Regions from separate parts of the Mus musculus genome. Here region 1 is linked to region 2. A link is a loop called in an ENCODE intact Hi-C map of the cell type or tissue named here. Cell type or tissue: heart. All regions are shown on one strand.

The links. Hi-C counts contacts between places; a loop is a spot of excess contacts. Peaks named below come from ENCODE experiments on the same cell type or tissue, not always from the same donor. Only the 100,000 strongest peaks of a DNase experiment are listed, where the experiment ranks them.
Region 1: a loop joins it to region 2, with 2.2 times the contacts of the local background. A loop is called at or near these places in 1 of 42 quality-filtered maps.

The regions. Positions count from the first base shown.
Region 1 is chr2:135,872,426-135,880,425 of GRCm38, reverse strand. Plcb4 (phospholipase C, beta 4) reads right to left here. Exons shown (of 39, transcript NM_001355153.1): 4 at 2,945-3,043. The coding sequence starts at 3,028. Among named protein-coding and RNA genes, the nearest start is that of Gm14210, 63 kb to the right of the region's middle. In heart, no CTCF peak of the experiment used is centred here; a DNase peak (open chromatin) is centred at 4,665; H3K27ac peaks cover 631 bases.
Region 2 is chr2:135,555,097-135,563,096 of GRCm38, reverse strand. No RefSeq gene overlaps it. Among named protein-coding and RNA genes, the nearest start is that of Gm31993, 18 kb to the right of the region's middle. In heart, a CTCF peak has its summit at 3,856; DNase peaks (open chromatin) are centred at 406, 1,196, 2,576, 3,626 and 1 weaker place.

The sequences.
Region 1 (8,000 bases), 320 kb before region 2:
CTGTTTACTCTATAAAGTTGAAATTCTTTGTTTTGTCTCTCACTGCGCTTCCCCATGAAATCACAGTGAGGACAATGAAGCCTGGCTGGTCTGAGTTTCACATGTGTTTGGTGTTTCTTCCCTCCAGGCTGGGGGAGTGTGCATGCCTAGAGAAGCAGAAGAAACTAGGATTTTCTAAATAGGAGTGAGTTGTTATGATTCAGAAGCCAAGAAGGCCATCACAAGGGTCAAAGGGGCACAAAAGCTTCAGCTCCTCCATCCTCGAACCTCGTGGCACTTTGTTTCCCAAGACAAATGCTTTTGCTTACCTAGCACTAAGAAAGATAAAACTCTGCTAGATATCACATTGGGTCTCTTTCGGGTGACCTCTCTGATTTATGGGAAAACAAGTAATATTTTTAAGCTATCTTACAGATTATCTGAGGCTGGAAAATCGCCTTAGAAATCTGAAAATCATTCGGGTCACTCGAGCAGTCAAGAAGTGTGATGTCTCACACTAGCCCACACTACAGAACCTTGGTACTGATGGGGTTGGAACAACATACTGCTCCAAAATACGACCCCTTGCCATTTGACACGGTGGTAGACTTTGGAAAGTCAGTCTCAACTTCCAATACTTCCCCTCTCCCACTTTTCCAGAAGCAGGCTACACAAATGTATGTGACATGGCATAAAGAGAGGCCCTGCGAAAAGAGTTTCCTGATCGAGGAAGATGGAGGGACACGGGAGAATAGAAACTGTCAGGGCTTGCTTGCTGAACCCTTCAGTTTACTAGCATTCCCTCAACCACAGCCGCTTGCTAATCTCACTCCACCATGAGTGTCTACTCCCCACAGAGCATACGAACACTTCCCATGATCTCCAACTCTCCATCTGCATCTTCCCTAGGCTCCTAGCCTTGTTTCAAACACATTACATAAACCCTTAGGATTTTTTCCCTACTGCCTATCAGTGAGAGAGAACAGACAGTAAATTCTGTCACCCGCGTTGCCATCCTGGTCAGTGGTAGCCAACCTAGATCAGGTGATCAGAAGGAAGCCTTGAATAGAACAGTTAGGCCCTGGCTTTCTATGCCACATTGTGTGATGTAAATATAGCCATTTACATGACTTACTCTCTGTACAAAAGAGTTGAAACTATAAGCTGTTTAGATGATATGTATTTCATATTGTTTACCCTAATAATTTGAGTCTGTAGAAACTCTGATTGCATGTGAGCTTCAAGGACTATCATCTTATTCTAATCTCAATTATCAAGGAAAAAATGTTGGGGTAAATTTCAGTTATAGGTCACATGTTCAGCCCTTTTGAGGCTCCAGGCTGAAGCACTAGCTCCAAAGAAGAAAGGAAGAAAATAATAACCAGCCAGACATGGTTTTATGCAATGCTAAGCATTACAATGAGCTTGACAGTGAAGTGCATTGTACTGGTACCTGGGAAGAGAAAAATAAGTAAAGCCTAGCCCGTGGGCTCTGGGAATGCAGACTACTTTTCAAAAGGTAGAAACATGATTAAAAAGTGTGATGGAGGTAAACCCCACGAAGGAAGACTTCCGGTGGCACAAGAGAGTTATGGACTACTGCAGAGGTCAAGGAGATGCCTGACCAGGGAAGATTCCTCATCTGAGTCCTGAAGGCTGAGCAGGAGCTTGCTCATTAAACCCCGGGAACAAGTGTACCTCAGGAGGAGAAAAGAGTCCACGAGAGATTGGCTATGATTACCATGGAGGGTGCATGAGAAAAACTAGTGGGAGATAAAATTGTGGAAGCAGAGAAGAGATGAATTATGGAAAGCTTGGGTTTTAAAAATGTATTCCATGATCTCAACTACAAGGGAGAAATAAAACACAAAATGAAACAAAATAAAAAGGCTAGAAGAAAACTGCCAGGCAATCTAGCTTCTGGTGGTAGGATATTGCTTTGATTCATCTTACAGTACAAAACACTTACTCCTTTTGTGGTCAAGTTACAAACATGCGAATACTATCACTTTAACACCCGAAGTCAAGGTAAGAAACAATGATGGCATTTTGGTTCATCATTTGCTCTTTCAATTTGATTTCTTGGAAATGTGACTCTTATAACAAGATACATGCTGCGAAGAGCAAGTCAAGTTAGCCAGCACAACCAAGTTCCTGGGCAAAGGCAGTCTCTACTTAAGGACACTCTCAGCCTCAGGGGGCTGCATATCCGCCCCAACACTCCTTGGTTCTAAAGGAATCATCTCCAGCTGTAAGAGAATTCATTTTAGCTTTCCCTGTGCCTTAGAGAAAAGTCCACTTTCATCCTAAACCTTTCCCCAGGTCATCTCCAATTCAAGTCTTCAAGGTAAGGCTCACCCTTCCATCCCTTCTAGCTCATTGATGGCTCAATTCCTGGCTCTACAGAAAGCCTGGAGCCACCGATATTTTGCAAAGGTGTGAACAAAAAGCCACAGAAGCAGAGGTGTGCAAAGCTTTGGTCATAACAGTCTGCACAAATGAAACAAGCAAATAAACTAGCACCAAGCCCAAGCACTGCTACACACGGAGAATAGAAAGGTTTACGAGGAAAGCTTGCCAAAAGCACGGCATTAACCCAAACTGTTCCTACATGAGCCCTATCTGTAAAATCACAATGATAGCAAACACCTTATAAGGAGCTCATCGGTGAATGAAATACAACATATGGAATGAAATAAGGCACTCATTGAGAAGTCAGCCTGTCACAAGGCGGTCACTTAATAAATGACACCCAGCATTGCTATCATTTTATCGGGCACGTGGTGATCATTCAACAACTCACTGACAGTATATTATCATTCTACCCCATTCTTCACCCTCTGCCATTGCAATTTTATAAGCCTCAAAGATGTTACTTGTGTGAAAGAACATTCAGCACTCTGATCAAAATTAGATAACTTTTTAGAGTGTTTTGAGAGGGGAAAAAAGTTAACGGCACTGTTACCTCTTCGTATCTGTCAAAAACTGCTCCTTCTTGCAAGAAAGAGGGCACTTCCTTCTGCCAGTTAAATTCGTAAGGTTTGGCCATGATGGTATTCAAGACCTGGAGAAGAACAAATGTCTTATTAGTGTACAAAATTAAGGTGCAAGTGATTATCAGAGCTCAGACATTTTATGTTGATATTCTTTAAACATGTGAGAGAAGTCCATAGAGGTCCGTAGGTCATCTTCCTTCTTATGTCTTCCCATCATCGGACCCCAAAACTTTTCCTCTTTGTCTCTAAACCTGGAGAAACACTTCATATACTGTGTAATATCTGCAGAGAGAAATAGGCCCATGGATCACCTCAGCAAGCACACACAGGAAGCCGCTGTCAGCATGACATACCAAAAACCAATATCACTATGGTGCGGTAAGACTCAGAAATGTTGTATGCTTAGCATGTGTGAGGCCTTGTGTTCAACCCCTATAACCACAGACAGGCAAATTAACTTTTAAATAAAACACAATATGGCAAGGCAGAAACAGTGGCACACTTAGAATTCGCACTACTTGAATTGCTGAGATGGGAGTTCAAGGCCATCCATGACAACAAAGAAAGACCCTGGCTATGGAGAAAAGGAAGAGGAAGGAGAGGGCTTGGAAGAAACTCAAAAGGATCCAATATAGTAACTTCATGGGTTTGCCAAAGTGTATGTAAAGAGGCATGGAGTTCTCTGTAGTATATCATGTGTTCTAGGATGTTCTAACTCATGTCAACTACCCCTTGTACTTTTTACCTTTGGCTTAACTTTGAAAGGAATAGCAGAGACATCTAAAATAAAATGTTCATATCAAACATGAAAAGAGAGTTTCTAACCATCTATGTTGTCTTTCACTGGTTTAACTCTGATTCTGCCAGGATTGACACAAGTACTCAGACTTAAGCACTCAGAAGGGGGTTGGATTTCTGCCTTTCTACCTTCTTCACTACTGAAATATTCATGTCCCACCTGAGTACTCCTTCCATCCACATGGCCTACGTACACCTAGGCCTCTGGGGACTGTGGCACCTGAAGGAACACAGGGACTAAAGGATCATAGCCTCTCAGCAATGATGGTGGAAGCCATGTCTGGCTTAATGTTGTTTAGAGATCTAGGGATCAAACCAAGGAATAAGGCATTTTGGGAAAATGGCAGAAAAGTATCCCAAATTTGTTGGATTTTAAGTTGGAGGGAGTGCTGTTCTCTGAAATACTTCCTGGAGCACTAGGGGCAGCAACCAAATTACTTTATATGAATGACACAGTGAAGACAAAGACCATAGCACCAGAAAATGTTGACCCAATCAACTGATTTTTAAAATAAGAAGCAAATAAAGGTATGCTTAATAATTCAACTCAGTTTAGAGAAACTCAGAGTATTAATGAAGTTACCTCTTGAAAGATGGGAAGGGGACTGCCATCTTTTTGTAATCACCTCAAATTGCCCAAGCAGCTAAAAGATTATGGTCCATGCCAAAGTTCTTCCATTTAAATTCACAGCTTGCCTTGGAAGTCCTTACCTACTTAAACCGGAAGCTTTAAACTTTCTCCTTTCCCTCCTCCACCTGCTAGAAAGGCATTACCTCACTACAGAGGACCCAAGGGAAAGGAACCACCTGAGGAGGATGGGGATTTCAAGGGAATGACCATCAAAGAGCTGAGACAATGAGGCAGCCTTTCCAGTGTACACACATAGAGCAGCTACTGGAAGGCAGCCAGCGGGTTTTACATGGGCCCATTGTCTGCGTCTTACACAACTGGACAGATTGTTTTACACGGGTAACCAGAGGACACTCTTCCAAGACTGCAGAGAACATGGGAGGGAAGAGCCAGGAGGGGAGTCCTGGATGGGCTCCTTCATCCGAGATGGCAGAAAGCGCCATCTAAATAAAGAAGATGTTGAGAAACCTGCAACCAGGAGGACCCAAAGAAGCTAAATAGTCAAGGGTGTGTGCACCAGCCAAGAAGATGCCCTGACAACCACACAGCACAGCATAACCCCTAAAACTCAAGACAAAAAAACACCCAAAATTATCTTTCAGAGATAAGAAATTGCCATGGAATTTCCAGTAACCAAAGTGAGTTAATTGCTTGAACCTCTAAAGAACCTGTGATGTTTGTAAAACAGACTACGGCCACCCTGAACTCTCAAATGCCTTGTTTTACTTCAAGCTAGAATCCAATTTGACACTGACATGTCATTAGTAATAATCTCTCCATTTGCTAAAAGTATCTCCATCTTCATCAAGCCATTAAATAGCCTTTTCAAAAAAACACCAAAACCAAAAAAACAAAACAAAAAAACCACCTATGGAGTGCAGGCCTAAGAATGGCAAAGAGCAGCAGTGTCGAAAGTTGAGGATAAGAGTATTCCTGTATACTTTGGGGGAAAAAGAATTTTGTAATTAACTTTTATGCCCTTGAAAGGCCCCTCACCAATGGCAATTTTACCAAGGATTGATTCTAACTCAATGTATGCAAAGCCTGTGGACAAAAATACTATTGTGCCATTTACGGTAGAAAAACATTGGCTGTCTGTGGTCCTTAACTAAGCAATCACTTAAATACACTACACATTTACATACTCTTATACTTATTAAAATCAGGCTGGAAAGGAAGGGCTGTTTGCCTAACAGTGGCCAAGCGGAAGGGTTCCTAAAACATATCCAGAGCTTTTGTCAAGCAAATATAAATACTCCCAACATGTGGTCAGGCAAATAGAAGAACAGTCTGATCCCAACTGTTCCACGCTATCAGAGTTTGGATGTTAAAGGTCCCTAAAAAGCTTGTGTGGGGGAGGCTTTCTCCCTAAGCTTTGATCCCCAGGCCTCTGACTTTATTCATGGATTTACAGACTCATAGCTCACTGGATTGGAAGGGGTTCTACTAGACAACTTATCTGCTTCTCTAGGCTTCTTTGCTCTTCCCCACGGAGTGCTCCCTGCCCCACCACAGACTCACAGCCCTTGGCCAAATGATGCTGGACTAAAGGTTTTAGTGAAACTGTAAGCTAAAATAAATCTTTCTGGCTTTAACTTCCTTCCTTCCTTCCTTCCTTCCTTCCTTCCTTCCTTCCTTCCTTCCTTCCTTCCTCCCTCCCTCCCTCCCTCCCTCCCTCCCTCCCTCCCTCCCTCCCTCCCTCTCTTTTACCACAGGAATGAAAGCAGTTAACACAGTACACACACACACACACACACACACACACACACACACACACACACAAGCACTACTTAAGAGTTGGTGATGAAACTTTTAGTGATAAAAAATACTTCCTTCTATTTTAAAATACAGAAAAGTATACTAACCACAGGTTTTATGTTTAGGAAACAACATTCTCTAAACTGAAAGAAAGATGACATTTAACAAATTATTTCTTTTCATAAAAATCTGTTCTTAAAGTTTCTGTATTTTCCACCAGAGCTCTTGGCAAGAACAAACAGTAAGAAATGACAAGCAAGGCTGTAAACTGTTTCCTCTCCACTTCTAGGCTTTCATTTCTTCACTGTCTACAGGAAGCCTCTCACACACAGGCTGGAAGGACTTGTCATTCAGCACCTAGCAACGGCTTCCTCAGTGCTGAAACCTGCATTAACATTTCACAAAGCTATGTTCTAATTTAAAAAAAATATTCCTTCAAAATTTTATACATGTGCACAAGAAAATATGATCATATCTACCGGATCCCTCCCCCTCCAACTCTTTGAAGATTTTCCCCAACACTTCCCCACAGAGATTCCATGTCCCCTCCCTCCCTATTCTCTTTTTAATAAGCCATCAAGTCCAATTAGTGCTACCAATATGTGCAACGTGTAGGGCTACTCACCCTTGTCATGGGGACCCTTGTCAGTGACCATATCCTCAAAGAATGATTCTTCTTTGCCCAGAAGCTACCAACTACCAATATTTCCTCAGGAGCTAGAGGGACCCCAGGAGTACGACCCTTAACCAATTGATGCCAAAGCTCTGGGTGGCTAGATCTTCTACGGGTCTTATATGCACAATCACCTGTATATAAGAGTTAATCGCTACAGTGGTTATTTCGTGTTCAGAAGACGACATTTAACAACAGCCCTTCCCATCCCTTAGTTAGTACATTCTTTTGCTTCCATAACGTTCCCTCAGCTTTGTGGGGAAAAGGGCTGGTTGGTTGATTGGAATGTCGCCTTTAGGGCTGAACTCACAGAGTCACTTATTCTTCACTTTGACCCGCTCTGCACTGACTGACAGCCACTGCAGGAGGAAGCTCCTCCAGCTGGGGCTGAGGGGCTCTGCTACTCTTGCTTTTGGAAATAAAACAGATTGCGGTGGTGTCAGAATTGATCTGTCATGGATTCTCGATTCGTACTTCAAAACCTATGGCTTCTGCCACGTTGAATCCAGATGAAGTGCAATTGATGCAAAGTAATCTCTTAGAGTTCCCAAACACACAGCCCACAGAAGTAAAATGAGAACAGAAGGGGGGAAAAGCCAGTATTTATCTCCATCTCTTGCAGCTCAAAACTGATCAGAGTTATGGTCAAAGTGTGACTCTATTTATGGGATAATTTAAAAATTTGATGAAAATACAATTTTCAAAAACTGTCTCTATAAAGGCATTAGGTGAACCTTATGACCATACTACAGGCTTCGTTACATCAGGACTTTCCAACATGAGTGGAAACCATGCTGAGTTATCTGGGGCATTAGAGAACAGCAGGATCTGAATACAGTAAACAGCCGATGGTTTATTACAGGAGTGACACAGGAATAGCATTCTTTGCCCAAAACAAGTCTCATGACTGACACTCCTACAGCATAAGACAGATTATGCTCAAGTAATAATCAATTTATTTAGTAAGTATTATATGATATGAAATTCTCAGAAATAAAGACTCATAGAAATGGGACAAAATTATGTTTTATACACAGCTTTCCTATTAATTGGACAGCCATATAAGAAACTGTAATAGCTGAGTAATGGGATACAATCTCACATTCATCAAACTTTGTTTGTTCACATGCTTCTTGTCATCTCTGTGTCTTCCTCCCTTTCCTAT
Region 2 (8,000 bases):
AATTAGTAGGGGAAACACGGGGATTCATGAATTTGATTAGAATAGGAAACCTTTCTTTGAATTTTTAATACTAGATATTGATTACGAAACAGAACAAACTTTTATGTACTGGGCTGTCCAAAACCAGGAGAGATTTAGATTAGTACTATTTTTTTCTTCTCTGAAGTCAGTAACATCCTGTTTGGTTCCCTACAGGCAGAACCCTGAGGTAAGTATTTGAGAATGCTTGTCTTATTGTGTGTGTGTGTGTGTGTGTGTGTGTGTGTGTGTGTGTGTGTGTGTCTTTAGAGAAAGCAGAAGGAGGCTGTGAGCTGGGCAAGACTACGGCTTTGGTAATGTCTGGCTGAGGCTTGAATCGAAGAGCACACTGGAGCATGACTCATCCCACTGAGTTGCATCACTTGAGGTTGAGCCAAGGCTGTGTCTTCACACAGGCCTGTCACTGACTCTGAGCTGCTTGCAGAAGAGTCAGTGAATTTAGGCAAGGCAATTCCCGACCATGGGAGCAGCAGTCTAGCCAGAAATCCCCACAGCAAGCTGGCAAGGAAAACTTGTGAGAGTAGGGATGGGGGTGGGTACTGCTAATACCAGTGTCCACCCCAACTTCCACATGGTATGAAACATTGACATTCTTGTTCCGCAGCATCGCGATTCAGAGGGTCTGGCTTCTTTGCTGTAACGCTTGTGTATACAATTCATATCACTCACTGTATAGTGACTGAGCAATGTTCAACAAAACGTGTGCTTAGCTGATTTTGTCATTGTGTAAGCATCACAGAGTATACTTATACAAACTAACGTGGCTGTACCGACACTGGTCACAGTAACCTCACTGGCTCACAGCAGCACCAGCAGCTGGTCATTGAGACATCATTGTATATGACATGGTAACATAGTAGCATTATATTCCTCCTTACACTGTTGGTAAGGAGGTAGATAGCTCCTAGCTTTGGCTTTAAAAAGTTTCAAAGAAGCTTTGGGATTCTCATCCAAGCCTCCCTAACTTGTCATGGCATTCAGTGGACATTCCTAAAGTGGCTCCCTTCCTTCCCATGTTGGATTTCCATCATGTTCCTGTTCTGGACACACCCGTGAGGCGAGGGTGCTTTTTCCTGAACACCAAGTACTAAGGAAATAACGACGATGCAGCCCCGGTCTTATCGCTCCTGTTGATTAGTTGATTACTTAAGCAGAGGCCAGATGCTGAAGCTGCCCTGGCAGACATCCACAGTGAAGAGGGGGCACACCAAGTGCTCCCAGTGAACCACTGCCATTACCAGGCAGGGAAACATCCTTAAGTGTCAAGTGGCTTTCAGACGTGCAGATTATGACTCTTTTGTAATCACCTTAGATGACTTGGTGCTGGGAAGGTGGCCTGCTTTCAGGCTGCACAAAACCTGGAAATGGCTTTTACCACCATGCAGATTAAGCAGGATGCTTAAGTCAGAATCAACAGGAGGCAGCATGTTGCTTTTTTTTTCTTTTTAAGAAAACCCTTTCTTCTTTTTGACTCAATTTTCCTCTCATCTGTTTTCTGCTCTCACCAGGCTAGGGTTGCAGAATGGTTTTTCACATTGTGTAAGCAGAAGACAAAATCCTCTAAGCACCCTTGTGGTTCTGAAACAAAGCCTGAGAACTCACAGTACAGGACTCTGAATGTAACAATTTTATTTTACCATCTAGATAGGCGCCCACTGTATGTCTGATCACTATGTCTATCACATGTGAAGAATAGAATTTAAAAGAAAAAATTACCGTCCATTCCACATCCTCTGCAGTGTTGACAAGAGATGACAGAGTTCTTGGAAAGTTTTTGATTTGTGTACAGACAAACAGGGATCCCAAGTTCTTGCTCTGAGAGCAAATTATTGGTATGATTGAGTTGTCAAGTTGTTCCTGAATGAAAAAAAAAAAAAGAAAGAAAGAAATCAAAAGGAAGACATGACAGCTCCTAGGTATGGTGGGGCAGGAGGTTTGATGTAGATACAAGAAAGAACATAGCCAGAGGCATCTGGGAGTGTCCAAAGTGAACAGAACCTGACTGAGCTGGTTTATATGAGGAGAGAGGGGGAGGGAGAGCAAGAGAGATAACCAAGGTGGAAAGGCAAGGCTATGAGGTTGGCCAAGAGATAAAGCAGCCTAGCATGCAAAAAGTTCTGGTTCCACCTCCATCATCATATGTACTGGCCAGGATAGCAAACGCTGCCTTAGAAGTAGAGACAGGAAGAAGTTTGAAAGACATTCTTGGCTACATAGTAGATTTTAGTCCAGCCTGAAATTTGCTGTACCTTGTCTAGGAGACAGAGATGGGGGGCAGGGGGGAAGGAGAGACACAGACAAAGAGAGAGACAGAGAGACAGAGACAGAGAGAGACAAATGAATGACAGACAGAGAACACACGGAAGGCGATACACAGTTCATCAGTTCACTTTAACCCAGTGTTTTGGAAAAAAAAATCACCTCACTATGTCCTCCGGCATGAGGAAATACCACTTTCCCAAGTGTCCTCAGGGAAGCCCCTTTGTCCCTTATTTCCTGAAGGAAACAGTGTGTCTGAGAGGGTTTCCTTCTCCTTCTTTCAGAACAGTGATGAGAGTAGCCTCAGGAGCCCTCACACACAGTTGTTGGGGTGTGGCCAGACAAAGACTATGTTTCTCAGTACACTGTTGTCAGGTTTCATTATAAGTGCCTTCTACAGAGGTTGCATCAGCATCTGGGGGGCTTGTTGTGGATTTTAAGGAGAAAGGAAGAGTTAAGTGGAGGAGGCTATAAATAGGTCAGAGGGGTCTATTCTTGCAGCCCACCGGCCTCCTTGGCTACTCCTTAACTCAGAGCTCCTTCCCCTCAGGCAGGCTGACCCTGTCTGCATTTCAATTCAGCCTCCAACCCTGTTGCTGTCTGGCTTACTTTCAGCCTCTTGGAACCCGCTGTGCTTGACTCAGACTCGATACAATCTAGATGCTCTTTTCATGAAACAACCGCACAGGAAACGTGCTGTGGATGTGACTCAGCAGTATAGCCTGGGCTAACCTAGCCTTTATTTTCTTCTCTCCCAACTTCCTTCATCAAGTCCATTTTCTTTTTACCCATGGGATTCAGGAAAATGGCAGCATGGCTCTTAGCATTTCTCTCATCCAGACAGGCTCCCGTGCCCACTTAGCCACCACGTAGCTGTCCACTCCAGGGCTCACTGTGTTGATTTGTATCAGAGATTAGCTCTCCTTCTCTGTCAACTTCATAAATGTGTCTGGTTTCTTTTATTTGCTATAATATTTTGGAGACTCGGTGGAAACACTGGAGCGTGAGCAACGTTGAGTTTCTGGACATGTCTCTGAACATTGTGAATCTTCTAAGATCTCAGGGGAGAGAAGAGGAGAACTAAAGAAGGGAATTTGCTGAGACCTCCCCTTGTTCTTTCCAAGGTCAACACTTTGTCTGAGTGTGCACTGTGATTGGAAATGGAGATTGCTGGGTTGCCTACAATTCCTTGACGAAGAATCATTGCCAAGGTCAAGGCTACAACGTTTAGAGAAAGCCTCCCAGGGGTTCTTGCAGCTGTCTCCTGGAAGTCCTGCTCCTCCTCCTCTCCAACGGCTGGCCTTGGCTCTCAGCATGGGAGCCTGCAGGCCTCCATTTCCTTCCCAGCCTTGGGGGAATCTCCTTCCTACTTCACTCCTTCCCATCCCCCAACCACAGGAACATCCCTGTCCCCCACCCTTTTCCTTATCAAAGGTTTAGGATTAAATTGTTTTCTTCCAGCAGGTTTCCCTTGGCCGCCTTGCCTGGCCTGAACCTGAGACAAAAGAATACAATGAATGTCCTTCTCTGCTGGCCAAGCCAGTGTCCTTGTGGCTTTGCAGAGGCTTAGATGTGGCCCTTTTACCTCTTTAGTTTTATCTGATATTCCTCATTTTGGTCCCTGTACTCCAAGTCTAGTGGCCTTGTTACTAGAGTTATTAGGGGCAGAGCCTGAACCCTGATAGCCCTAACATGCCAGATTTGGCCACTTGTCCTCAATAAGCTAATTAAACAAACAGCAATAGTGAAAAAATCAGAAAAAGGAGATTTAGTCAGTGTGGTCACACTGGGAAGCAGGAGAAAGCCATCACATGACTCCTGAAGGTTTGTCTTCTGACGTCCCTGTTAGGTGTCAAACTCAGGACAAATGGCTACCTGAGGTGCTTGTCTAACAAATTCAAGTGGAAGCTTGCTGAACGGTTCTCCCAGCATCCCAGAACCTGTTAGAGTCATCTCGACTGATATACCCACTCCTACCCAACACTCTCCAGGGCCTGGGTTTGTCTTCCCAGGGCTACTCTGATACCTATACAATCTCAGCTATTTTGGTCACAAGATACTTTTTGTGTGTTCTTGGCCTCTGGGCCACTTTGTCTGTGGCTCCTTTCTTAGGCCTTCTCTCCTCTCTGTTTTCTTTTCCTCTCTTGTTTCCCATCGCCCCCACAGCACAGTTCAGTCAAGACCCTTCCAGATGCCTCTGACTATGAGAGACTATGTTCCCACATTAGATTTAATGGAGGGACAGAGTTATGCACAGCTAAGCAGTACTGGTCGAGGCATTATCCTGTCTATCATTCACCCACCGTAGTAATAGCTCCAGTTTCTCCTAAAAGTGTGTTTTGCTGCTTCTTTAGAATTGTACAAAATGTTCTCTGACCCGTCCAGCAGGTCCAGTTATTTGAGGGTCTTGAGGGGACCTTCTCCTAAGAACCAAATGGGGATAGAGAGAGATGAGGACCAAGTGCAAGAACGACACAGAAACATTCTGAGTGGCATCAAGGTCCCGCTGTATTCAGAAAGGCTCAAGGCTTAAATGCACAAGCAAAAGGGGAAGTACTTCTCAGCAGGAGGGGTGGGGCGGTGGAAATTCACAAGCAAAAGGAGAAGTACAAGTACTTAGCAGCAGGAGTGGTGGGGCAGTGGAAATTTTTCTTTTGGCAGTTACACGGGGAAGCAGGAACTTGGTGGTATCAGGGTGTGGTCAGGACATCTGGTGCTGACTTAGGGCTGGAACATTCTGTGGTTGTTCTCGGAACTGTGCGTCGGTGGCCTGCTTTTGACCCCCTTTTCTTCTTGGGGGGAGAGGCCCATTTCAGAGATCAGGACAATAGTGTTGTCTTAATAGCTCCCAACAGTTCTCCACAGGACATGTTAACCCTCTGGCTGGCATCCGGCTTCAGCCTTTTCCTTCTCCCATAGTGAGATATGGGGAGAAATACCAATTTCTTGGAGACCGTTATTTTACTAGTCTGGTACCCAAAAGGAAGGACATTGTTGTCACTTTAGCATATTGTCATCACTACCAGCATAGCTTCCCTCTGTCTCTAGAACAGTCAAAAGTTCCACCCCTTCTTTAGGGCCTTCTCCATAGCTTCTTTTGTGAGGGTCATTCTTGTTCTTAAGTGGCAGGCTTTCATTCAGATCATAACCAAAATGTCATCCCCATAGAACAGAAAAGCCATTGTTCACAAAGCACCAAACCTACTTGCCCTTCACCTACTTGCCCTTCACATGTCTAAGATGGTTTTGCTGTGTTATTTCCCAGTAGCTATTTTGTCTACTTCATTTATTTCTTTGTTAATTTGTTCATCTATTATTATCTTATTCCCACCATAGAATGAGAGCCTCAGAGAATGGAAGTCTTGTCTGTCATACCCTCCCCCCCCCATGTCTACTGGTTGTTTATTGCTGCAATAAAACTGTGTAATAAACTAAAAACCTCAGTGTCACAGACATTTATTTATCATGCATTTTCATGTCAGTATCATGGTGGTAGAGTTCTGATGCTTAATGAGCTACTGCTTCTGGTCTTGGGGTAGGGGGTGGCTTCTATCAGCTGGTATGACCAAGCTATGTGCTTTTCTCTAAGGGCTCTAGGAGGGACACACTACTGAGAAGCCTCAGTGAACAAGTAATTTGTCATTGCATAGCTGTTAATATCTATCTACTGGCAAAAGAAGTCACAGTGGACAGTCACAGACAAATAACTCAAAAAAGATTCTAAGTTTGCTAAAAGAATTTAAAGGAGAAAGTAAACTCCCAAATGAATATCAAGAGAACATAAAACACCTAGATGAAATATGGAAATCAATATAATATACTAAAGAGGCCTTCTGCATAGACATAGGCATAGACATAGGCATAGACATAGGCATAGACATAGGCATAGACATAGGCATAGACATAGGCATAGACATAGGCATAGACATAGAGGAAAATCAAAATGAAATGCTGAAAATTAATTCCACAATAAGTCAAATAAAGAATTGTGGAAATCCTCATTATAGACTTGGCCAAGGAGAAGACAGACTAGCTCAGATTAAAAAAAAACAAAAAATAAACAGAAGCCACCATGGCTTCCCAGAAAGTAATGAACCTGGTTCTGCTTGCTTAGACTCACAACATCTCTGCATCAGGAACCCAGCCTGCCCATGCTCCTAAACCCTTCCTCCCTTACTTAGACTACCTCTGCTTCCCAAAACATCACTCCAGAAACCAACTACTGACCTTTTGCACCAGGCTAGCCTACAACTACCAGGAGCAGTATTGCTGGAGTCAAGTCCCCATAGCTTCCTGCAACAGCAGCTACAGCAACCTCATGTTTGACAGAGATGTCATACATACAATGGACAAAAGATAGTCTCTTTAACAAATGATGCTAGGAAAATCGGACATTTACATATAGGAGAGCAAATTATTAATCAATCCTTATCTCTTATCCTGCACAAAAATTAACTCCAAATGGATCAAAGACACTTTTGGAAGTCCTGAAGCAGCTAGTGGAAAAAAGCATGAAAAATACCTTGAGATACAGGTACAGGAAGAACTCTAGTCACCCAGGTAACCAAGTTTATAATTGGAACTTTGGAAAATTCAAATTTGTGCAATGAAGTAAATAGTTAACTGAGTGAAGAGACATCCTACAGACTCAGGCTGAGGAAAAAATGCCCGCTATACATCTAAAAAGTATTAATATCTAGAGTATACAAAGAACTCAAATAGCCAAACAGCAAGAAAACAAATAATACATCCAATAAATGACCCCTGGAAATGAACACAGAGTTCTCAGAAGAAGAAGTGTAAACAGCCAATAAATGTTTTCAAAAGTGTTCAACATCCTTAGCCATGAGGAAAATACAAGTTAACGCTACATTGGGATGTTTTTCTCACCCCGGTTCAATGGGCATCATCTGGAAGACAGAGGAGAAGTTCTGAAACGAGTGTGGGGAGAGAGGGACCTTTATTCACCATGGGTGGGAGTGTAACTGAGGTAACCACTATGGAAATCAGTATGGAGGTGTCCCAAAAAGCTAAATACAGAGCTACCATATGACCCAGCTACATCACCGCCCGGGTGTACACTCACAGGACTCCTTCCTACCATAAAGATACCTCACAGTCCTGCTTACAGCTCTCCTAGTCACCATAGCAGAGAGGCTGCATCAGGCTAGCTAACTGGTAGATAAGGGCAGCATGGTGGGTATGCACAATGGAACTTTATTCAGCTATAAGGAAAAGTGAAATCTGCAGGAAAGTGTGTGGAAGTGGAAATGTTTTATTACACTATATAGTCCCGGCTCAAAAAAGATGAACACCACGTGTTCTCCTTCATCTATGGATCCTAGTTTCTAACTCTTATGTGTGTGCGTTTTATGTGGGGGAGAGTGTGGCTAGGGAACAAGAAATTAGAAAGGAGACCAGCAGAGGGGGAAAAGAGCCTTAAAGGAAGAGGAGTAGGGAGGGCAATAGAATACATGTGATCTGGATGTGGGCAGCAGGGACAGGGGGTGGAAGGGTTTAAGCAGGGAGTGGGGGACAGGAACACGGGGGAGGGTCAGAAAAAACTAAGTATGCATGAAAATGTCATGAGAAAATATGTAACATTGCAAAGTAATAGTAAAAAGTGAGAAAAAGAGACAGAGGAAACACTAGAACACGCACACACACATGACATACCCTGCCTGACACACAAGGCTGCTAGG